3 separate regions of the Homo sapiens genome follow, and all the other regions are linked to region 3. Evidence: chromatin loops called from intact Hi-C (ENCODE). Cell type or tissue: CD4-positive, alpha-beta T cell. All regions are shown on one strand.

Region 1 (8,000 bases), 300 kb before region 3:
CTCTTATCTCCTGCTGCTGTCTTCCATTGGCTGAATCCAAACGGGAGCCAGGGGCCAAGTGATTTCTTTCCAGGGAGAAGAAAGGCAGATAATGGATCTGGAAGTGCAAATGCAGAATAATCTGCATTATCTGATTGTTCTTATAATTATAGTGATATCTTCCAGGAGTTTGTTGGGTGATGAATTTCTGTACTTTTTTTTTTTTTTTTTTTTTGAGACAGAATCTTGCTCTGTTGCCCAGGCTGGAATGCAGTGGGGCGATCTCTGCCCACTGCAACCTTTGCCTCCCGGATTCAAGCGGTTCTCTTGCCTCAGCCTCCAGTGTAGCTGGGATTACAGGTGCCCACCACCATGCCCAGCTAATTTTTGTATTTTTAGTAGAGACAGGGTTTCGTCATGTTGGCCAGGCTGTCTCGAGCTCCTGACGTCAGGTGATCTACCCGCCTCAGCCTCCCAAATTGCTGGGATTACAGGCGTAAACCACCGCACCCGACCGATGCTTCATAAACTTTGAATGATAGGATAAGTTGAAGCCTGAGTAGCTGATAAAAAATAATATTTACCTCAAGATATTTTTTATTTTCTCACATTGGGAGCACCACCACTGCAAGGAAGAGTATGAATAGGTTTGCCATAAACTGCTATGACGGAGGAAGTCTAGGTTCTTCCCAATAGATGCATCTCAGTGAGACTAGTATATAGAAGGCTCACCTTCTGTCAAAAAAGGGTGAGGAGGCATCTGGCCTGGGGAAGAATGCGATGCAGCTTCTGGCTTTAAGCAATAGCTTGGTTCATTCTAAATAGCCTGATAAGGCTGCAGTGATATTTTCTGGCTTTGTTATCCCAGTTTGTTTTTCTTGGAGACTTCATGAACTATATAAATAATATTTCATAAATATTTTTCTAATTATACCAATAGAATGAATTCTCTTTTAAAAATACATATGCTGGGACAGGCACAGTGACTCACGCTTGTAATCCCAGCACTTTGGGAGGCCAAGGAGGGTGGATCACGAGGTCAAGAGATGGAGACCATCCTGGCCAACATGGTGAAACCCTGTCCCTACTAAAAATACAAAAATTAGCTGGGCGTGGTGGCATGCACCTGTAGTCCTAGCCACTCGGGAGGCTGAGGGAGGAGAATTGCTTGAACCCGGGAGGCAGAGGCTGCAGTGAGCCACGATCTCGCCACTGTACTTCAGCCTGGCAACTGAGCGAGACTCCGTCCTAAAAAAAAAAAAAATGTTGACTTCCATACAAGTGTTGGAATATCCCTCTAATACTAGTGGTGTGCAAAACTGTGCAGGGAACACAAGTTACTGGTCTACAAAAAGACAAGCTTGCACCAAAGTATAATTAAATGCACTGCTGCCTTCACTAAGAAACTATTCCTACTATAATCAGTCAATGGAAATAAAGATGCTTAGTGATATAGTTATTTGCCTTCTGGCATAAGCTCCATATCTTGAAACAGACCAGACTATTAACTAACATTTATAAATTAGCACTGGGTTGCAGACCACGCTTTGAGTGGCTGTGCTTTACAGTCTTATGCCTCATAGTTATTTACGCCAAAACAGAATGTATCCACTGACAATATCTACATACATTAGTACTACCTTGGATCAGTAGACAGCTAACTGGTTCTGTTGGACTAAGAGTTTACATAAAAAGCAAAAAGAAGATTCTGATTTTGTAAATTTTGGTGGCCAGTGCCTGATAAACAAGACTCAACTAAAATTCATAGCATTTGTCCTTACAGCTAATGCCTGATGAGGCTATTGTAATACTAACTGTGTTGACCTTTGAAATACCTAATAGGTAAAATTTTGTGGAACAAGTACTTTTGCCTCCTTCTTTGTAGGATGAAAAGGGGGCCGCAGGAGCCGAGGAGACATAGATGCATTTCTAGCCAGGCATAAATAACTGAAACTAGGGTGAGGCGTGGTGGCTCACACCTGTAATTGCAGCACTTTGGGAGATCCAGGCGGGAGGATCACTTGAGGCAAGGAGTTCAAGACCAGCCTGGCCACTATGGTGAAACCCTGTCTCTACTAAAAATACAAAAAATTAGCCAGGCTTAGTGGCAGGCACCTGTAAGGAGAATCGCTTGAACCCGGGAGGCAGAGGTTGCAGTGAGCCAAGATCTCACCATTGCACTCTAGCCTGGGCAACAAGAGTGAAACTCTGTCTCAAAAAAATACAAAAATACAAAAGTTAGCCAAGCATGGTGGCACATGCCTGTACTCCCAGCTACTCGAGAGGTTGAGGCTGGACAATTGCTTGAACCCAGGAGGCAGAGGTTGAAATGAGTGGAGATTGTGCCACTGTACTCCAGCCTGGGCAACAGAGTGAGACCCTGTCTCTAAATAAATAAATAAATAAATAAATAAATAAATAAATAAAATAACTGAAACTGGGTTCAAAGAGCTTGGAAAGTAAAGTGGTTAGGGAAGTTCATTGGCAAGAATGTCAGGGATTCTATAAATGAGGCATTTTATCTCAGTTCCAAGAAAAGTCAGAACAGAAGAGCAATTGGGCCATGAAGCTCACTTGTATGGGAAAGAGACTGTCTTTATAACCTGCTTAGGTAAATAAAGAGAAATAAGTACTTTACCATCCAAAGAGGAGGCTGATGGAGCCTCCAGCACATGATTATGGTGGAGGAAAGTATGCCTAGCTCTCTGCTTTCTGTAGATATCTAAACCCCAAATTTATATCCCACCCCACTCCAGGCCATGCTTGCATGTAAGGGGCAACTTGTACAGAATAGAGAAAAATTGTTAGCCCAAGCAGTCTGTAGTTGGTTCCGACTCCTCACACTTATATCACATAAACAACAAACATATGGAAAGACATGGAAGTTCTAATCATCCTCCAGAAGAACAACAAAGAACTCAAAGTTATCAGTGCATACAGAATGAAAGGTACAGAACAAAAGAATAGAGCAATAAAGTCATGCCCTTGGCTTCATCTTTAGACCATGTTTTGCTGACAATGCCTTGGGTCTGATGTTTTCCTAGAAGACTTTTTTTTTTTTTCCAGCTAATGTGCCGTGGCAGAAGCCTTTTCTTTTCTTCTCTCTTTCTCTCAGCAGAATCAAAGCCTTTTCTTAATTACAGCATTATCTGTCATCTTGACAGGCTGGTAATGAGAAGCAGTTTTATTTTTGAATATCCAACAAGTCCTAAAGTATTCTTTCTTTAGTTTATCTCCCTGCTCTCTTATTTTACTATAGGCAGCTAGAAAAAGCCAGGTGGCATCTTCAATATATTGCCTGGAAATAACCTTAGCTAAATAAGCAAAATCGTTAGGTATATTTTCTACTTTCCACATTTTCTTTCTTTCTTTCTTTTTTTTTTTTTTTTTTTTTGATATGGAGTCTCACTCTGTCACCTAGGCTGGAGTGCAGTGGCTTGATCTCGGCTCACTGCAAGCTTCACCTCCCGGGTTCATGCCATTCTCCTGCCTCAGCCTCCCAAGTAGCGGGGACTACAGGTGCCCGCCACCATGCCAGGCTAATTTTTTTTTGTATTTTTAGTACAGACGGGGTTTCACCATGTTAGCCAGGATGGTCTCGATCTCCTGACCTCGTGATCTGCCCACTTTGACCTCCCAAAGTGCTGGGACTACAGGCGTGAGCCACAGCTCCCAGCCTCTTTCTTTCTTTTTTCTTTTTCTTTCTTTCTTTCTTTCTTTCTTTCTTTCTTTCTTTCTTTCTTTCTTTCTTTCTTTCTTTCTTTTCTTTTTTCTTTCTTTCTTTCTTTCTTTAATTCATTAGGTATATTTTCTACTTTCCACTCTTTCTTTCTTTCAAATTCATTAGGTATATTTTCTACTTTCCACATTTTCTTTCTTTTCTTTTCTTTTTTTGAGACAGAGTTTCACTCTTGTTGCCCAGGCTGGAGTGCAATGGTGTGATCTTGGCTCACTGCAACCTCGCTCCTCACCCCCATCAGGTTCAAGCGATTCTCCTGCCTCAGCCTCCTGAGTAGCTGGGATTACAGGCATGTGACACCACACCCAGCTAATTTTGTATTTTTAGTAGAGACGGGGTTTCACCATGTTAACCAGGCTGGTCTCAAACTCCTGACCTTAGGTGATCCACCCACCTAGGCCTCCAAAAGTGCTGGGATTACAGGTGTGAGCCACCGCGTCCGGCCTACTTTCCACATTTTCACAACAGTGTTGCTAAACTTTCTGTCTCTAGATAACAAAAGTCCGGTTTCTTCCAGCTTCTAGTAACATTTTCCACACTCTCCATTAAGCATCACTGACTTTGGGACTTAGTGACAGGCAGCAGTTGTCTTCAGGTGTTTTTACTCATATTCTCCTCAAGGTCTTTTCAGTTTCCACTTGCTGTCAAGTCCCAAAGTCACATGGTTCAGAATTTATTAATTATGGCAGTATCCCATTTTTAAGTAAGAAAATCTGCATTTGCTTGTACCCATTCAGGATTTATTGCCTCTCAGCTCCAAATTCACCCTTTTTGCCTGCTTCGTGGAAATGAATCTTGAGTCCTTGGTTTTCTTTTGCCAATTGGCATTGAAGCTTTGTCAGTAGAGGGCAGTGGAGAGACATTGCGGAAGAAAGTGAGTTTTGCTTCTTTCTTCCCATGTATTACTTGGCCTGCTGCTTCCCCAGTGCCTAGCTCCTACATCACGCATGCCTTTCCCCTGCATCAGTCTCCTGCAGCACCCAGCAACAACTAATTTTCCCTGGCATCTTCTTTGAGTGTTTTGTAGTAGAGTGCCCTCAGTGAGAGACCTCTCCACGAAGAGCTTTTCAAGAAACCCTTGAAGATTAATTTCCAAAAAATTCCAGAGGACAGATTTCAAGCAAATTCTGCTGGCATAGCACCATGAGCATTTCTCTGCTATTCCGTGAGTCACAGCCATGCTCTCCCCAACAAGGTCTGGATCTTAGCCAGGGGTGGGGTGAGAGGTAGAGGGCACTTCTTTTAGTGCTTTGTTTCAGCCCCAGGTGAGGTCACTTCTATGTTCAAATAACTGTGTAATTTCTCTCTCCTGATTGCACCAAGACTGATACATACCTAACTATTGTTACATAACAAATCATACTAAAATGCAATGGCTTAACTTAAACAACAATTATCATTTATTCTCTCTCACAGATGTGTTGGTCAGGAATGTGAGCAGAAAACAGTGGGGACAGCTTGTCTCTGCTCCATGATTTCTTAGGACTCAACTGGAAGACTATAAGGCTGGTTGCTGAAGGCTGGGCATGGTGGCTCACACTTGTAATCCCAGCACTTTGGGAGGCCAAGGTGGAAGGATCCTTTAAGCCCAGAATTCAAGACCAGCCTGGCCAACATGGCAAAACCCCATCTCTTCAAAAATTTTTTAAAAATTAGCTGGGCATGGTGGTGCATGCCTGTAGTTCCAGCTACTCAGGAGACTAAGGTGGGAGAACTGCTTGAGCCCAGGAGGGTGAGGCTGCACTGAGCCATGTGCATACCATTGCACTCCAGCCTCGGTGACAGAGCAAGACCCTGTCCCAAAAAATGGAGGGAAGCTGGTGGCTAGAAATAATCTGAAGAATCATTCACTCACATGCCTGGCAGTTGCTGCTGGCTATGGACCGGAGGCCTTAATTTTTCTCCATGTGTTCTGCTCCTATGTCCTAGTTTAGGCCTTCTCAGAGCGCCATGACTGAGTTCTGAGGGCAGATGTCTTGAGAGAAAGCTGGTGGAAGCCTCTACCACGTTTTATGACCTAACATTGGAAGTCTTGGTGTATCACTTCCATCATGGTTACAGGCCTATCCAGATTCAAGGGAAGGGAATGTAGACCCCCACCCCTCAAGGAAATGTGTCAAAATTGTATTAAAATAAGACAACGTGTGATGAGATATGTTGGTGTGGCCATCTTTGGAAAATACCGTCTGTCTCAAGTATTTTTTTATGGCTGAACCCTAACCACTCAGAAGCCCCTATCACTTCAGATTCAATTTCTTCCTAACTTGTAAAGAAAGATTAGAGAAAATAAAATAAATATTAAGGAGGTTTTTAGAAAATATACTGCCCAGAAGTTCATGAAACATTGACTATACTGTGCCTCACAAGAAGCAGTGTATAAAAGACAATTGGATTAAGACATATTTCAGTTGCAATTTCAGATTCACATTACATTTTTATATTATTCACTGTCAGGTATCCCAATTTTTTTTTTTTTTTTTTTGACACGAAGTCTCGCTCTTGCTCCCCAGTCTGGAGTGCAATGGCACGATCTTGGCTCACTGCAACCTCCGCCTCCTGGGTTCAAGCGATTCTCCTGTCTCAGCCTCCCGAGTAGCTGGGATTACAGGTGCGTACCACCATGCCCAGCTAATTTTTTGTATTTTTTAAGTAGAGATGGGGATTCACCATGTTGGCCAGGCTGGTCTTGAACTCCTGACCTCAGGTGATCCACCCACCTCGGCCTCCCAAAGTGCTGGGATTACAGGCGTGAGCCACCCCACCCGGTCTATCTCAAATATTTTTAACCTACATTTAGAGGTTTTCATTTCCACAGAAAATGTATACATAGACTTCAACAGGAATAGGGAACTACTAGTGCAAATATTCAACATGTGCATATATTAAAATATATACTGCCAATTTTGCATATGATTGAATTGCACTTAGTATATAGGAAAAGTATAGTTGCATTGAAAAGATTAAAATCTACAAACAGTAATCCAATTTTAAAAAGAGATGTTTCCCGTTTAATTTTAGAGTAACAGATGAGGAAATTACAAATTTAAAAATGATAACTCTCCAGGCCAGGCGCGGTGGCTCACGCCTGTAATCCCAGCACTTTGGGAGGCCGAGGTGGGCGGATCTCTTGAGACCAGCCTGGCCAACGTGGTGAAGCCCCATCTCTACTAAAAATACAAAAATTAGCAGGGCATGGTGGCAGGCGCCTGTAATCCCAGCTACTCGGGAGGCTGAGGCAAGATAATTGCTTGAACCTGGGAGGCGGAAGTTGCGGTGAGCCGAGGTTGCGCCGCTGCACTCCAGCCTGGGCAATAGAGCGAGATTCTTCAAATTTGTGTACCATCCGTTTAGGCCCTTATAGTTTAATTATAGAAACTCAGTGGCACTCCTTGCTACTAGAATTTTAAATTGTTTCTCTCTTTCACAGTTCAATCCTAGAAAAACCATTGCAACAAGGTTCTTTTTCTTTTTCTTTCTTTTCTTTTTTTTTTTTTTTTGATGATTTCATTTTCACAGTCCTAGAAACGTATTTTTCAGTCATAAAATGTACACTCTTATCTTTAGAAATAACTGTTGCCGGCCGGGCGCGGCGGCTTACCCCTGTAATCCCAGCACTTTGGCAGGCCAAGGCGGGTGGATCACCTGAGGTCAGGAGTTCGAGACCAGCCTGGCCAACATGTTTAAACCCCGTCTCTACTTAAAATACAAAAAATTAGCTGGGCGTGGTGGTACGCACCTGTAATCCCAGCTACTCGGGAGGCTGAGGCAGGAGAATCGCTTGAACCCAGGAGGCGGAGGTTGCAGTGAGCCGAGATCGCGCCATTGCACTCCAGACTGGGGGACAAGAGCGAGACTTCGTCTCAAAAAAGAAATAGCTGTTGCCTCCCACAGTGGGTAATATTTGCAGAAAAGCATCTGAGAGCTCTAGAGAGAGGAGAGACAGGATTATCACTATAGAGCATAGGCGACCCTACAGGGCAGAAGACAGTGATGTTTACTGAACTGTGTAACGAAATGAAACATGTAAGGATGACTTCCGGTGGTGAAATCACAGTTCGGATAGTCTGAGGAGAAGGGGGAATGCCTAGAAATCCATGTACAGAACAGCCCCACTCTGTTGCTATGGCCTCCTCTTGTCCAGAAAAGTTCCCACTGGCCCTGGGGCAGCATCAAGTTGGAGCTACTGCATCAGGACTTAAGTCACAAAGAGCAAAGTGACCCCACAGGGTCAGGGTCGTAAGCAGAGGTCTATGCGAGTCAGGAGGCCTGGGTCAGAGGGAGA
Region 2 (8,000 bases), 200 kb before region 3:
CATAGTCATTCGTTCAGCATTTGCATGAATTATAACTTCAGTAAACAGTTCTAAAAATTATCTTTTATTATGATAAATGACTCCAGTATAATTTGATCCTTATTACAACATCCCATTTTGTGTATTATTGTTATTCATCATTTTAGTTCCATTTTGTTTCTACATCTCAAAATTTAGTAATTATTAACTAATATTTTAACAGATTATTTAACAAATATTAGTTTTGTAGAGACAGGGACTCACCATCTTGCTCAGGCTGGTCACCAACTCCTGGCCTTAAGTGATCCACCCACCTCACCCTCTGAAACTGTGGAAACTACAGGCATGAACCACTGTGCCCGGCCTATTTTAACAGATTCTGTGGCTGAATCATAATGAAAGAGAAAATTGATGGAAAAAGAAAAGTTTAGGAAGAAAAGAAATTATAGATAATCATATTGATGAACATAGTGGTCTAATATGCCTAAGACTTCATATGACTAGGGAGAATTCTCTACCAATGAACTGTGCATCCTCAATGGTTCTGTGATAACTAAATTCCTGCTATGGACTGAATGGACTCAAATGCATATGTGGAAGCCTCTCTCTCTCTGTTTCTCTCTCTCTCTCTCTGTCCCCCCAGTATGTGAGGATAGAGCAAGAGGACAGTAGGCTGCAAATCAAGAAGGGAGGGCTCACCAGACATTGAATCAGCTGGAACCTTGATTTTGGGTTTCCCAGCCTTCAGAATTGTGAGAAATAAATGTTTGTTGTTTAAGTCAACAAACATTATATAGTTATAGTAGTCCAAACTGTCTAAAACAATTTCTTAGGCTTCTATGTAGCTAGGATGGCACGCATGTGCCCTAAGTTTTCCAATCAGATGTATTTCTTCTTTCAGAAGAAACATGTATATAAACAAGGGAGAAAAACTCCAAAATTATGTATTTTATCATGATGCATCTTTATGCAAGTATAATAAAGTCTATGAAGAAATGTTTAGAAGCAAATTAGGTCCATCTAAATTAAAGGTAAGCATCTATTTTCTTGCAACATTTGCCTTGGTAAGGGTAATGAATAGATATCTGCTAAATGCAGGTAGATATTTAAGCTTTTAGAGGCAGTGGTGGCATAAGGCCTAGCAAAGGCATTCCATGCTGGGGAACATAATGCTGCTAGCAGTTAACACTAGAAAATGCATGAGGAATCAGAAGGAATGGGTAGTACAATATAAAAGGGCAAATAATCATTATGTGTGGAAGCATTTGGAAAATGAAAATGACAATTCAAAGTTATAAATTCTCCATTAAATGTATGGTTGCAGAATCAGGAATTTCCTCTGCAGTAAAATAATTTTTAATTTTTGTGACCCAAGAATTGCCATAATTCAAAATCAAATTTATATTATAAACATCTCTTGGTTTCCCATTAATGGAAAGATGAATGAATGAGCTGTGGCATGTTCATATTACACAGCAGCTAACATGAAATCAATGAATGAATGGTAGCTACATACAACAAAAGAGATGATTAATTTTAGCAATATAAGATTAAATGAAAAAAGATTATAACATATAGCCTGATACCCTGTATCCACAATTAAAAGACACAATTTTATAAATACTAATAGATAAAATCAAACTAAGGAAAGCACTTTGGCCTTAATTCTTCAGAGACCCAGTAACTTCTTTGTCTTTCCTTAAGTTGTGACAAATCCAAACATTTACCAGAAAATAAACTAACTTGCAACAAGAGACATTTAGTTTTATGAAGACAAAATAATCACAGAGGCATCCTAGGATACAATTTTAAAGCTCTATCATTCTATGGGACGTATTCAGCATTGACAGCAATTCTGTGTGGCGGGTTAATGTCACAGAAATGACCAACAGAGCACTTAGAAGGTGTATCTGGATATTTACTTACCGTGTTGACAGTGATTGAAGTTACCATGTGAGGATCCAATAGTGTTCAAATACCTAAGAGAGTTTAAGCAATTTTTATTTAAAGTACAGATTTATTTTCACTAATCCTTGTTTCTCAGTGGCAAATGAAACACCTATAAATTCTAGTGATTGCACCTAAAAGGCATTATAAAGCCTCATTCTCTTGGGAAAAAGATACATACAAGAATATTTCTTTTCCCTCAAATCTGTTGAGTCCTTTTTGTCCTCTGAAGTGAATTAACTGCATTTCATAAAGCAATAAATCAAGTAAAAAGTTTAACTCAACTCGAATTATTTTGGGTATTAGAATATCTGTTAGGTGGTGGTGAGGAGGGTAGTAAAATGAAGGAGGTATGAGGGTCTCCTGCTCTGAACATAGAGCAGAGAGTCAGTGGGCCCCGTACAGAGTCCGCGTCATACTTTGGGTTCACATGAACTGGAGATTCCTGCCAATCATATCTAAGAGGGAAATTTATTTTAGAAAGAAAAAAATAGTGAGGAAGCAAGAAGAAACGACAGGTTCCACCGAGATTTGAACTCGGATCGCTGGATTCAGAGTCCAGAGTGCTAACCATTACACCATGGAACCTCGCAATAGCTCGTGTTTTTAACAGGCCTTCCTGAAGGAATATATCTTCATTTCCGAACTCAAGCTGTCTTCCCTTTAAGAACCTAAGTTTCTACCCTAATGTTCGTTATCTGCCGCCATCACACAAGTTCCCTTTTCGTTTCTCACAGGGCTCTTCGTGCAAGATCCAAGAGCAAATCTGTTTCCAGGGGCAGATAAGGTAAGTCCGTGCCTCCCCTGGACTCTTAGCAACAGCCTGCGGGGCTCCCCAGCCTCGGTTCTGCGGCCCTAAGCCGGGCTGCCCCGATACAGGGGGAGAGGGCACCAACCTAGCCGCGCTGACAGATTGCGTTGTTGGAAGAACCGCGAGGCTCGCCGCCTCCCGAGCGTTTGTCCGGCGTTCTTTGCTCCTAACGCTAGGAACACTTTTGAAAGTTCCATTTCGTAACGTATAAATTATGGATGACTTAAATTGAGGCGGCGTGTCAACTAGTCCTGGCACCCGTGGCGTTGCCGAGGGTAAAAAACAAAAAACAGGACACCAAAAGATGCTTTCTGCTTCCCGGGAAGGCTCCACCTCGTGGATACCAAAGAGTAAAGCACTGTTAAAAGCTCGAATATTTGCAAGGCAGGATTTTGTAATTAGTTTCTCACTGATAAAGCTTTAACTTGGTCTTTCTCAATGGGATTAACTGAGAACCTCTCCCAAAATATTCAGCAGTAAAAATTTACTGATACCAAGACCCGGACATGACTTGTCTAGGAGTGTTCATTGCAGGAGATAAAAGCGATCTTATGTTGTCAAACAGAAAGGCTGAGGAAGGAGGCAGAGGGTCTTTAAGAGTAAATAATCTCAGGTGATAGGATCTGAACCTTCCCAACAAGATCACATGAGAGGTATCGGCATCTGCCAAAATTACTTTATTGCTTAGAGACGTCTAGTGTCATGGACAAAAATCCTTCCTGCTTCAATGAGGCGGCACTGTCACTACCAGGTTAAAATGGGTCCCGCCCGTAGGGCCGTGGGCTCTGCGGCAGGAGCTGCAATGGCCGCTGTACAGTGGCAAAGAGAATATCCGTACATATCTCATCCAGTCCATCTTCTCCCAGCCCTATGACTTTCTGATCCACTCACTACCAGAAAGCAAGACAGAATGAAACCCTCTTACCAAACGGGATAACTAAAGGTGGTTTCCAGGAGCCTCGGGAACAAGAAGCATGAGGATCCTAAGCATTTTCAATAAAAATCTAGCCCACTGGAGGCTTTTGAAAAACTGAAGGTCCATGTAACAAATTTAAGATGAGCATTTCTAAGGGCTAGGGCTTGTACCAAGTTCTGTGCTCTCTGAAAAAAAAAATTAAAAATATATGCCTGTAATGGTCAAAGCTGAAACAATTTGAGAAACAATAAATAGAAGACTTCAAACCAATCCCTACAGCTTCCCTGATGTGCAACAAATCTCAGTTTTTCAAGGAATCTCCTGAGCAGAATTCCAGATAACTCCACCCCTTCATTGTGGGCTCTGCATAGTGATTGCTCTACAGAATACAGTATGAAAAAGGGTGGGAAAGTAAGCAGTGAATAAATCCCAAAAGCATTACACCAGCAGTGATAAGCCATGTTGATAGTATATTGTCTTGATATAACGTGATAAAAATGGCGCTTTAGGTCAAGCATGGTGGTTTATTCCTGTAATCCCAGCACTTTGGGAGGCCGAGGCAGGTGGATCACTTGAGGCAAGGAGTTCGAGACCAGCCTGGCCAACATGGTGAAACCCTGTCTCCACTAAAAATACAAAAATTAGCCAGGCGTGGTGGCAGATGCCTGTAGTCCCAGCTGCTCATGAGGCTGAGGCAGGAGAATCGCTTGAACCCGGGAGGCGGAGGTTGCAGAGAGCCGAGATGGTGCCACTGCATTCCAGCCTGCGTGACAGAGGGAGACCCTGTCTCAAAACAAACAAACAAACAAACAAAAACCCTCCACTTTACCTCTGCGGTCTTGCTCCCTCGAACCCCTAACTCCGATCTAATGATGAGAAAAATATCAGACAAATCCTAGTTGAAGGACATTCTACAAAATGCCTGCTCAACACTCTTCAAAACTGTCAAGATCATCAAAATCAAGGAAAGTCTAAGAACTACCACAGCCAAGAGAGCTTAGGGAGTCATGATGACTAAAAATAACATGGAATTCTGAATAGGATCCTGGAACAGAGAAAGGAAATTAGGTAAAAATGAAGGAAATCTAACATATTCATTTTAGTTAATAATAATGTATACATATTTGTTAATTGTTTGTAACAAACGTACCATACCAATGTAAGATTTTAATAATAAGGAAAACTGAGTGTGGGGATATATGGGAACTCTCCTTTATATCTTCCCAATTAAATGGAAACTATTGCTCACGGGAATAAGAACAAAAATGTGACCAAATGAAGTTACTTCTTCAAAATGAATTCAGAACTCTGGCTTGCAATGTGCATTGGTACAATTCTCTCCTGTTTTTGCTTAATGAGCCACATATCAGACCTAGTGGTACAGCTTGCACAGCCTACAACTGACCTGAGAGTATACGGACTTGAAAATAGGAAGGACAAATTTTTGTGCCACACCCACTGCTGCCCTTAGTGCTGTGGACACAGAATTGAGCAGGACACTAAGCACTGGCCCTGCCTGTGGAGATTTCAGTTTGTAGTGATGAGATATTGGCTAAAAACAGTGAATAAAGTAACACCCACACAGAGAAAGTTAGGGAAAACTGCAGGTGACTGGAAGCTAACAGCCTAGATAAACTGAGAAGCTGAAATAAGCTGGATATTTGAGTTTAGGCAGGGATTGAAGATGGTATTTAGAAGACGGTGTTGGCCCAAACCTTTTCACATATTGTGAGATACAAGATAAGGGCGTAGTCTGTGGACTGGTTGTCTGGGTGGCCATACCATAGTGGAAGTAAAAGAAGAGCTGAGAAAAAGTTGAAGGATAGGCTGAGACCATAGATCAGGCCAGGGCTTCAAGGTTGTTTGTTTTAGGAGCACAAGTATCTGCTTTGAACTGTAAACATCAGGGAGCAACAGAAGTGACTTTGAGGAACTTAGGAGATTCTCATTGTCCTTTTGCCCTCAGTATAACTGAACATTTCTTTGTTCCCTGCCATGCTGAAGTTGGTTCTGCACCAGGAGCTACTGGTACCAGTCTTTGGGAATTGGTTTGGGAATTGTCTTCATGTTTGCTCATAGTCATTTTATTTATTTCCCAAAAAACAAAAAGCTGATGGAAAATTCCTCTCCCTCAAATTCCCAATGTCAAGAAGTTAGTAGAGCAAAGATTTGTACAATATTTTTTTGCTCTGGACTCCAGATCATATTGAATAAAATCTAGGAAATCCCTTTCTCAGAAAGATGCCCCTAGATACACACATATACCATTTTGAAAACTATCTCAAGGTGTTCGTGAAACACTTGAGGTCCATGGATCTCAGGCTAAGAATCCTCTGCATTTGATATTCCTCTCTATGTCATCTAGCATAATTTATAACTAATAAAAAATGAATTCTATAAGCAGAAATTAAGCATCATACTACTGAAGTAAAATTGTCTTTTAATTGTGCATGAACATTTAATTAATCTTGGTCTTGTAAATTAGGTCACAGGTGCACCCAAAACAAGCCAAAATACTAGTTAAACCAGTTCTCAGAGGGCTCTTCGGGTGTATATTCCTGACAGAGCAGTTTGGGGATACTTGATGCAGACATAAGTAGGTCAGACAGTGGAGAAGAACAGGCGCATATTTATCACAGGGTTATTGGACCTCTACTGAGATAATTTGTTATTGAGAATTGTACTGGTTTCTGTTTAGTGCTGATTCTATCCTGTTCAAACAAGGAAAGTATAAACTTCAAAATTGCATTATATACATTTATTCATTAAGGACTAATTCTCAAACTTTGAACATCAGAGAGGCAGTCTCTTCCAGGTGCAACCCTCATGACTATACTATAGCTGATTTTGGACCCCATTCTCCCAAATTACTTCTTATGTAATTATTATCATTATAATAAATGTGCACAATACATTATTTTATAAGCCAAATGGATTGGCAAGATGTTTTTGTTTTGTTTTGTTTTGTTTTGTTTTCTATCAAAACACAAAGAAGCAGGGGACTGGACGTGTCAGGGCTGACTCGCGGGCTGTGTAGGGCTCAGAGGGCCAGGGGACCCGGGTCTGGTGGATGGGAGGGCGCGGTCCTGGGGCCTTGGCGGCCGAGAGTGGGAGATGGCGGCGCGATGGAGCAGCGAGAACGTAGTGGTAGAGTTTCGTGACTCCCAGGCAACTGCGATGTCTGTGACTGTCTTGGGCAACATGCAGTGCTTTCTGGCGGCAGATTCTTATACATCGTCAATCTCGATGTCGCTTTCGAAGGTCACCGAAAGATCTGTCGCCAGAGCAAATGGAACATTGGAGCTGTGCAGTGGAAACTTCGTGACAGCTTTGTACACTATTTTTCAGCTTCGGGGCGGAACCACTCTACAGACTGTCTGAGTCTGTTCTTGTCAGGAAAGGCAGTCTGCAGAAGGAAAGCGTCTGAGCAAAGAAAGAAGAGCAACTTCGTTGGCTTGAGAAGGAACAGAAAGCCGCCCTTCCCAGCCATTTCCAAAACAGGGTCTGACTTTTAACCATGGATGTCCGAGGTTGCACTGATTTTCAGGGCTATTCTGAAAGAGAAAGGGAGAGACAGTCTCCTGCCTTTCCACTCTCAACCTCTTTCCTGGGTGATAGAAGGGAGCTCTTTTAATCGGTTTATACCTCAGTGCCCTTATTCCCCTCTCACCCTCAGCCCCTGATCGTCTACTGCAGAGATTTTTAACCTTGGCACTACTGGCAGGTTAGACCAGGTCATTCTTTGTGGTGGGGGTTGTTCTGTGCATTGTAGGAAGTTCAGTAGCATCCCTGGCCCCTACATACTATATCTCAGTAGTATCCTCCCCACCTCTTGTTATGACAATCAAAAATATCTCTAGACCCTGTCAGATGTCCACTGGGAAGCAAAATCACCTCTGACTGGGAACCACTGATTTAGGCTGACACCTCAGTACTTATACTCAGTGGATTAACACTGCCATTTTTCAGGAGTGCTAAGGAAGACAGCCTTTTTTTGTTTATTTGTTTTTTCACAATTTATCATTTTAAAGTGAACAATTCAATACCCTTCACTACATTCACAGCGTTGTGTAACCACCACCTTTATCTAGTTCCAAAACATTTCTATCCCTCCAGGGTAAAACCCCTTACTCATTAAGCAGTTTCTCCCCATTCCTCCCTCCCTCACAACCCCTGGCAACCACCCCAGTCTGCGTGCTGTCTCAATGGATTGACCTATTCTGGATCTTTCATATAAATAAAATCATAAGAAAAACAAAGAGGCACAGCATTTTCCCGTTCCAAACTCTCTCTAAACTGAATTTAGGTTTCCTAGTGGCAACTGTCCAGTTGCTTTTCACTCCTAGT
Region 3 (8,000 bases):
ATATATACTGTCTTTTTATTCTTTGCCTGCCTTCTTTTGCACAACTTTTGGTTTGTGATATTCATCCATGTTATTGAATGTACCTGGAGACCATTCAGTTTACGTTGTGGTATTGTATTCCCCTGCGCAGGTATATCACAATTAAATTCTCTGGTGTTCGTTTTTGTGAATACACATTCAGATACCTTCCAGATTTTTTATATTCTAAATAATACTGCTATAAACATTCATGTATTTGCCTTGTAGTACAAATGTATAAGCTTTCTATAAGGCAGTGGTTTCCCAAATATTGGGTTTTATAGTTTTAGCTCTTATATTTAGCTCTTTAATCCATTGAGTCAATTTTTGTATATGGTGTGAGGTAAGTGTCAAACTTTATTCATTTGCACATGTCTGTCAATTTGTCCCGGCACCATTTGTTGGAAAGACTATTCTTTTCCTACTGAATAGTCTCAGACTCTTGGAAAAAGTCAGTTGGCCATAGACATATGGGTTTATTTCTGGCCTCTCAACTGTAGATTCCATTCATCTATATGTTTATGCTTATGGCAGTACAACATTGTTTTAATTACTGTTGCTCTATAGTAAATTTTGAAATCAGGAAGTGTGAGTCTTTCAACTTTGTTCTAGTTTTTCAAGGGTTCCATGCAATTGTAGGTGCATTTTTAGGGTTGAAGAAATTCCCTTCTATTTCTAGTTTGTTGAGACTTTTTAACATGAAAGAGATCTTTTGAGATGGTCATGTGGTTTTTGTTTTTTATTCTGTTGACATGGTGTATCATATTAACTGATTTTCAGAATTTAAAACAATCTTGCACTTCTGGGATAAATCCCACTTGGTAATGATATCTAGTTCTTTTTATATGTTGTTGGATTCATCTTGCTGGTGTTTTGTTGAGTATTTTTATGTCTGTATTCATAAGAAATATTGGTCTGTAGTTTTCTTTTCTTGTGATGGCTTTGCCTGGTTTTGGTATAAGGATACTGGTACTGGCCTTGTAGAATGAGTTGAGAAGTGTTTCCTCCTCTTCTGTTTTTTGGAAGAGTTTGTGAAGAGTTGGTATTAATTCTTTTAAGTGTTTGGTAGAATTCAACACTGAAGCCATCTAAGTCTGGACATTTATTTGTATATAGTTTTTTTATTACTAATTTATCTCTTTACTTATTACAGGTCTAGTCAGATTGTCTATTTCTTCTTGAGTCAGTTTCAGTAGTTAGCATCATTACAGGGATTTGTCTATTCCATCTAAGTTATCTAATGTTTTGGCATACAGTTTTTCGCAGCTGTCCTTTACAGTCTTTTTATTTCTATATGGTTAGTAGTAATGTTCACTCTTTCATTTTGGATTCCAATAATTTCAGTTCTCTTTTTTTCTTGGTCACTCTATCTAAAGGTTTGTTAATTTTATTGATCTTTTTGAAGAGCTAGTTTTTCATTTCATTGATTTTCTTGACATTTTTCTATTATTAACTTCATTAATTTCACTGTTATCCTGAATTTTGCTTCTGTTTAGTTTGGTCTTTTTCCAGTGTCTTAAGGTAAAAACTTAGTTTACTCATTTGATATTTTTCTTCTTTTTTAATATGGGCATTTATAGCTATAAATTTTCCTCTAAACACTAATTTACCTGAATCCCATAAGTTTTGGTATGTCGTTTCTTTATTTTCATTTATCTCAAATATTTTCTAATTTATCTTAATATTTCTTCTTTAACCCACTGGCTATTTAGAAATTTAATTTCCACTTATTTGTGGATTTTTAAATTTCTCTCTGTGTTTGATTTCTGATTTCATTCCATTGTGATCAGACAAACATACTTTGCATTATTTCTATCCTTTTCAATTTATTTGGATTTGTTTTATGACCTAGCATAGGATCTATCTCAGAGAATGTTCCATATGCTCTTGAGAAGAATGTACATTCTGCTGCTGTTTAATGGAGATTCTATAAATATTTGTTAGGTCTAGTTGGTTTATAGCATTCTTCAAGTCTTGTATTTCCCTACTGATCTATTTCTTAGTTGTTCTATTCATTACTGAAAGTGGGGCACTGAGGACTCCAACTATTATTTTTGCATTGTCTATTTTTCTCTTCATTTCTGTCACTTTTGTCGTTATGTATTTTGGTGCTCTTATTAATTGCATAGATGTTTATAATTGTGATATCTTCCTGATGGATTAGCCCTTTCTGTCCTTATTTGTCCCTAGTAACATTATTTGTTTTAAAGTCTACTTTGTCTACTCGTATAGTCATTACAGCTTTTTTTGGATGAAGTTTGCATGACATATGTTTTCCATCCTTTTACTTTCAATTTACTTGTATCTTTAAATGTAAATGGTGTCTTCTCTAGACAAAAGATAGCTGAATACTGTTTCTTTATCCACCCTGACAGTCTCTGCCTTTTGATTCAATTGCTTAATATATTTACATATAACATTATTATTACTGATATATTTGGATTTGTCTGGTATTTAACTTTTTATTTTCTGTATGTCTCATGCCTTTTTGGTTCTTCCATTCCTCCTATATTCCATTTTTGCATTAAGCAAATATTTTATACTGTAGCATTTAATTTCTTTGATGATTTTTCCACTATAAATTTTGAATTATTTCTTCAGAGGAAATAATTCAATAATTCCTAGGACTTATTTGTCATATACCTTATCAGAACACTTTCAGATTTATACTAACTTAATTCCAGTGAGATATAAAAATCTCAATCCCATATAGCTCTTTCTCCTATTTCTCCCTTTTAATCATATTATTGTTATAAATATTACAACTATAAATATTACAAACCTAACATTATTACAATTATTAATTTATATAATTTTATGTGTTTTAAATAAGGTGAGAGAAACAAAAGGAGAAAAAATTGTGTGTGTGTATATATATATAGCTTATTCTATATTAATCTTATTATTTATCATTTCTGGTTTCTTTATTTATTCCTATAAATTTGTCTTACTATCAGGAGTTATTTCCTTAGCCCAGTGCAGCTTTCTTCTCACCCACCTCCTTTGTGCTGTTATTAGCAGATATATTACATTTCTATACGCTATAGGCCCTCATAGCATACGGTTTTGTACATAATATGCATATTGTTTTGTACAATTACTTTTTGAATCAGTTAAGATAAGAACACATTTATACTGTCTTTTATAATTGCGTGATTACCTTTACCAGTGCTCTTGTTTTAAATGTGTGTTTGAATTACCAGATGGTGTCACCTTCAGTCTGAATAATTTCCTTTAGTATTTCTAAGGCAGGTCTTCTAACAACAAATTCTCTGTTTTTGTTTATGTGGGAATGTCTTTATTTTGCTTTCATTTTTGAAAGGTAGCTTTGTTAGATGTAGAACTTTGGGGTGACAGTATTTTTTGTTGAACACTGAATATCTTATCCCACTGCCTCTGGCCTCCATTGTTTCACATGAGAAGTCAGTTGTTAATTTGTTTAGGGTTCTTCTGTAAGTGATGAGTCATTTTTCTCTTGTTACTTTCAAGATTTTCTCTTTGTCTTTGTCTTTCAGCGCTTTTACTTGACATGTCTGTTTGTGGAACTCTTTGTATAATCCTATGTAGAATTTGTTGCGCTTTCTGGACATGTAGATTAATGTTTTTCAATTAGATTGGGAAGTTTTCAGCCACTCTCTTTGACAATTTTTTCTACTCCTTTCTCTCTTTCCTTTCCTAGTGCTTTCATTTTGTGTATGTTGGTGTGCTTAATGGTATCCCACATTTCTTTACCACCTCTCCTGCAACCACGGTTGCACTCTGTTTGCTATCTCTATTGTTTTGCCTTTTCCAGATTGTCATATATTTGAAGTCATATGTAGCCTTTTCAGATGGTTCCATTCACTTAGCAATATGGATTTTAGGTTCCTCTATATCTTTTCGTGACTTGATAGTGCATTTCTTTTTAGTGTTGAATAATATTCCATTGTATGGTTATGCCACAGTTTATTCATTTGCCTGTTGAAGGACTTCTTGGTTGCTTCCAATTTTTGGCAACTATGAATAAAACTTCTATAAACATTCACATGCAGGTCCTTATGTGGACATTCACTTTAAGCTCATTTGGATAAACACGTGGATTGTGGTGGTTGAATTGTATTGTAGGACTGTGTTTTAGCTTTGTAAGAAATTGCCATACTGTCCTCCAAAGTGGCTGTACCATTTTGCATTCTCATCAGTAATGAATGAGAGTACCTGTTACTCCACCTCCTCCTTAGCATGTGGTGTTTTGAATTTTAGCCAATTGAATGGTGTGTAGTAATATCTTACTGATGTTTAATTTGCAATTATGGTATCTTACTGATGTTTAAATTGCAATCAGAAGTATTTACTGATGTTTAGTTATATATAGCTAAATATTGACATATAGCATATGTCAATGATGTTTGGCATCTTTTTATACTGTTTACCATCTGCATATCTTCTTTGGCGGGGTTTCTGTTTAAATATTTTGCCCATTAATTTTTTACCTTATTATGAGTTTTAACATTCTATGTATATTTTGTATACCAGTGCTTCAGCAGATACATACGTATTATGCAAATATTTTCTCCAGTCTGTGGCGTGTCTTTTCATTCTCTTAACAGTGTCTTTCACAGAGCAGAAGAGAACAGGAGGTGGCCTGAGCAAGGGACTGAGCCAAGTGCTTGTGGAGGGCTCAGGTTCTGGGCCGTAAGATGCGATTTCCCATTCGCCCACTCCGGATCTCTGAGGCCACTCCTGACGGCAATCTGCATGAGTTCTCCAAGTGCGAATAGGAAGGAAACCTGGATTCGGCCGCTGGGAGACACAGGTGGATCTCAAAGGTGGCTGTGCGGCAAATGACTGACACCTACTGGCGGCGTCACGATCTGCAAAAAAAGAGAAACGCGGAAATCCTCAATCAGCTGCTTTCCCGACTGCTAGTGCCACAAATGCCATCCGGGCGGCACAGCCACCGGTCCAGATCTCCAGTCCTGAGCACCTGCGAAAGCCGCCCGCACTCACTCTACGGGGTGCGGATAGTGCTCCCCACTCAGACTCCGGGGATCCCGCGGGCCGACAGATCTGCGCCGGGGCCCTGAGCCGCCTGAGCCTGTACCTTCGAGGCCAGTAATAGTCGGAGCCTGGAAACTGTGCACCCACTCGATTCCAGCTCTGCGCCACTTGGTGAATCCGGACCACAGGGTCCCAGACAGCCGCTGCCGACGCCAGGGGCGAGGCGCAGTGAGCTTCCTCTCGAGTTCCTCTCCCCGCGCCAAGTACTGCAACTCGCTGCGGAGACAGCAGAGGTCTGACCGCCCCGCTGAGGTCTCAGAACAGCAAAGCAAGTTACTGGGACTGCCGAAGTCCCGCGTGTCCCCCGTTCCCGCGGGTGCCGGGCCTGGAGAGTGCTAAGCACCCTGAGACTCGCGCTTTCCTAGCGCGTGAATCCCAACCGTCAACCGAACACTGCGCTCTTCGACTCTGTCCGATTCTGCAGACGTCCGAAACCTCGGAAGCCAAAACCGTGCTTGAACTCACTGCCCGCGCCTCATCTCTCCTCATGGGCAGTTTCCTGAGCAAACTGGAACTTTCGCCCTCGTCCCCAGCCCAGGTGCGCACCGACTTGCCCGAGAGGCCCACGAAACGCCGGCCACCTCAGCCCCTTCACCAAGTTCATCGGGTTCAGTTCGTCCACCGCGCCCACCCTGCCCCACGGTATAGACCTGTGAGGAGGCGGCCAAACCTGGATCCTGCCAATCCAACCACGTGGCTGGCCAACGAGGCCTGGAGGCGCTTTCCCATGAAGAAGTCCCAGAATTCCCCCCTGGGGCCTCTCCCTTCAGACTGGTGGGAAAGTTACTTAAAGCGGACTATTTGGTCTCTTCGACATCCCAGGCCAATTTGGAGCCCAGTGACCATCAGGATCACTCCTCCTGACCAGAGAGTGCCCCCTTCCACTTCTCCTGAAGATGTAATTGCCCTTGCAGGACTCCCGCCCTCTGAGGAGCTCGCAGATCCATGTTCAAAGGAGACAGTGTTGAGGGCCCTCAGAGAGTGCAGAAAAGGGAAAGGGAGGTTGGAAGAACCACTATTCCCTGAGAGTCTGGACAGTAAGAGAAGGAGTCCAGAGACCAGACCATCGGCATTTAAGCCCCTGATGAAAAATGGAACCCTCACTTCTTTTGTGCCCAGGCCTGGGCCGCTGAAGAGAAGTCTCCACTCCTGGGGCTCAGATCACAGCTTGACTAAGAGGCCCAATTGCTCCTCCATGAGCTCCTTGGCCAGCATATACAGAGGTGGCACCCTCAGCTCCAAAAGGAATGCTATTGGCAGCTCTTACAGCTCTTGCAGAAATTTCTCAGACCCTTGGAAGAGAAGTGTTCCCAGTGTATCATTCGAGACACCAGAGTGGCCAATAAAAAAGGAAAAAAGTTGTCATCGGCCTTCCTCTCCAGTCCCACTGGTATCAGATTTTGAGTCCCTAGGAGGATCTGAAAGTTCTGGGCAGCAAAACCAGAAGATTCCACAGCTGCCGTCTAGCCCTGAGAACCTGGTGTCAGAGATCCCACCTCCCCAGCTTGGTTATGCAGTCTCTGATGAGAACTTGACTTTGGGGAAGAAAGCTGAGCTACAGGTAAGCAACAACGCAGGAGAAGATACAACTGAGGTCAACACAGACCCTTTCCCTGAGACTTGGCTTGCTATTCAGCCTTCCTTGTCTCTTGCTCTGCCTTCTTCAGAAACAGATCTAACCCAGGGAGCAAATCCTCAGTTGGAAAACTTAAGAAAAATGCAGAAGTCTCTAGGTCCACTGGCCTCTCCACAGTCCACGGGAGAGGCAACCAGTGTGGCCCATTCTCCTTTGAAGACACCCAGCCTACCGACCCCACCTGGGTGCTCACAGTCAGAGCTCCTTCCAGGCACCTCTCCAGACTCAAAGCCCACAGCTACTTTCATCCTGCTGACCCCCACCTCTCCCACATTACCAGTTACTGACACCACCTGGCCGCCTTCAACCTCTCAGGCTGACAGGTCTCCCATGCCCCCAGACCCACCTGCACCACCCACCATCCAAAGTACTTTGCTTGGAATGGTGAGTAGCCCAACATCCCATCTTTCTGCATCTGCACCTCCTGATGCAACTTCTGCTCACCTCATGTTAAAACCGATTTTGGGGCCCCTGCACAACAGCGAGATTGGAAGCTCCTCATATTCCAGAATTTCAGTCACAGCTGCAGCATCTTCAATCTCTTCCCTTTCCACAATTCAGGGTACCTTAACTCCTACCTTCAAGCCTATCTTTGGCAGCATAGATCCACTTAAAACTACGCCCATGATAGCTCCTTTCTCCTCCAAGCAGACCCCTCCTCCATTTACTCATGCTTCTACCCATCATTTCCATGGCCTGGTCAAGGCCACCTCTGTGGTCATGTCCACCACCCTAGCCAGCACATCTAAAGACTCTGTTTTTAAGCCACCTTTGGATTTTGGTGTAGTGAATGTCACCAGTGCCGTAGGCAACACTTATTCTGTCCCTTCCACTTGCGACACTTTCCTGCTTGGGACTGCTCAGGCCTTCAGGGCCGACTTCACCCCAGCCACAGGATTCATTTTCCCACCACACCACCATCCTACAATTCCTACTGTGCATACAGTCACCATGTTTACCCAGGTCCTTTCCAGTGTTGTACAGATATCCCCTAGAAGCAGCACTGCTAATTTCAGGGGTATGGGCAGCCCTCTGCCTGCCTCTGCCCTAGTATCCACAAACTGGCTTGCATCAACCCCCAGCATCTCCAACCTGACTCCAGCAATCACAAGTCCCTTGGGATCAAGCTCAAGGCCACCTTTCCCACTATCCCAAGGAGCTAATCCCCAGCCTGCATTTGGTGCCACAAATGGACAGAAACAAGGGCCTTCCCAGCCAGCCCTTATGCCAAGTGTCAGTAGTTCTTTTCTTTTTGGGAGCTCAGCAGTGGCATTGCCAACCCCCATGCCAACTCCAGCTCAGCCAGCCT

Evidence for each region. Peaks named below come from ENCODE experiments on the same cell type or tissue, not always from the same donor. Only the 100,000 strongest peaks of a DNase experiment are listed, where the experiment ranks them.
Region 1: a loop joins it to region 3, with 4 times the contacts of the local background. A loop is called at or near these places in 17 of 110 quality-filtered maps.
Region 2: a loop joins it to region 3, with 2.5 times the contacts of the local background. A loop is called at or near these places in 16 of 110 quality-filtered maps.

Annotation. Positions count from the first base shown.
Region 1 is chr6:27,606,038-27,614,037 of GRCh38, reverse strand. No RefSeq gene overlaps it. Among named protein-coding and RNA genes, the nearest start is that of TRL-CAA2-1, 4.3 kb to the right of the region's middle. In CD4-positive, alpha-beta T cell, a CTCF peak has its summit at 4,487; a DNase peak (open chromatin) is centred at 4,567; H3K27me3 peaks cover 716 bases.
Region 2 is chr6:27,514,043-27,522,042 of GRCh38, reverse strand. It overlaps TRQ-CTG1-2 (tRNA-Gln (anticodon CTG) 1-2), which reads right to left and starts at 2,514; the gene lies at 2,443-2,514. RefSeq lists a silencer at 2,432-2,481 and an enhancer at 2,872-3,161. In CD4-positive, alpha-beta T cell, CTCF peaks have their summits at 2,653, 2,860 and 3,059 (motif pointing left); DNase peaks (open chromatin) are centred at 2,532, 3,042 and 3,502; H3K4me3 peaks cover 1,439 bases; H3K27ac peaks cover 915 bases; H3K27me3 peaks cover 709 bases.
Region 3 is chr6:27,309,713-27,317,712 of GRCh38, reverse strand. It overlaps POM121L2 (POM121 transmembrane nucleoporin like 2), which reads left to right and starts at 5,440. Exons shown (of 1, transcript NM_033482.4): 1 at 5,440-8,000. The coding sequence starts at 5,543. It overlaps LOC105375107, which reads right to left and starts at 5,544. Exons shown (of 3, transcript XM_011515048.2): 1 at 5,521-5,544; 2 at 5,099-5,390; 3 at 3,977-4,868. The coding sequence starts at 5,544. The coding sequence ends at 4,501. RefSeq lists a silencer at 5,089-5,383. In CD4-positive, alpha-beta T cell, CTCF peaks have their summits at 4,614 and 4,814 (motif pointing left); DNase peaks (open chromatin) are centred at 4,862 and 5,202; H3K4me3 peaks cover 1,153 bases; H3K27me3 peaks cover 3,034 bases.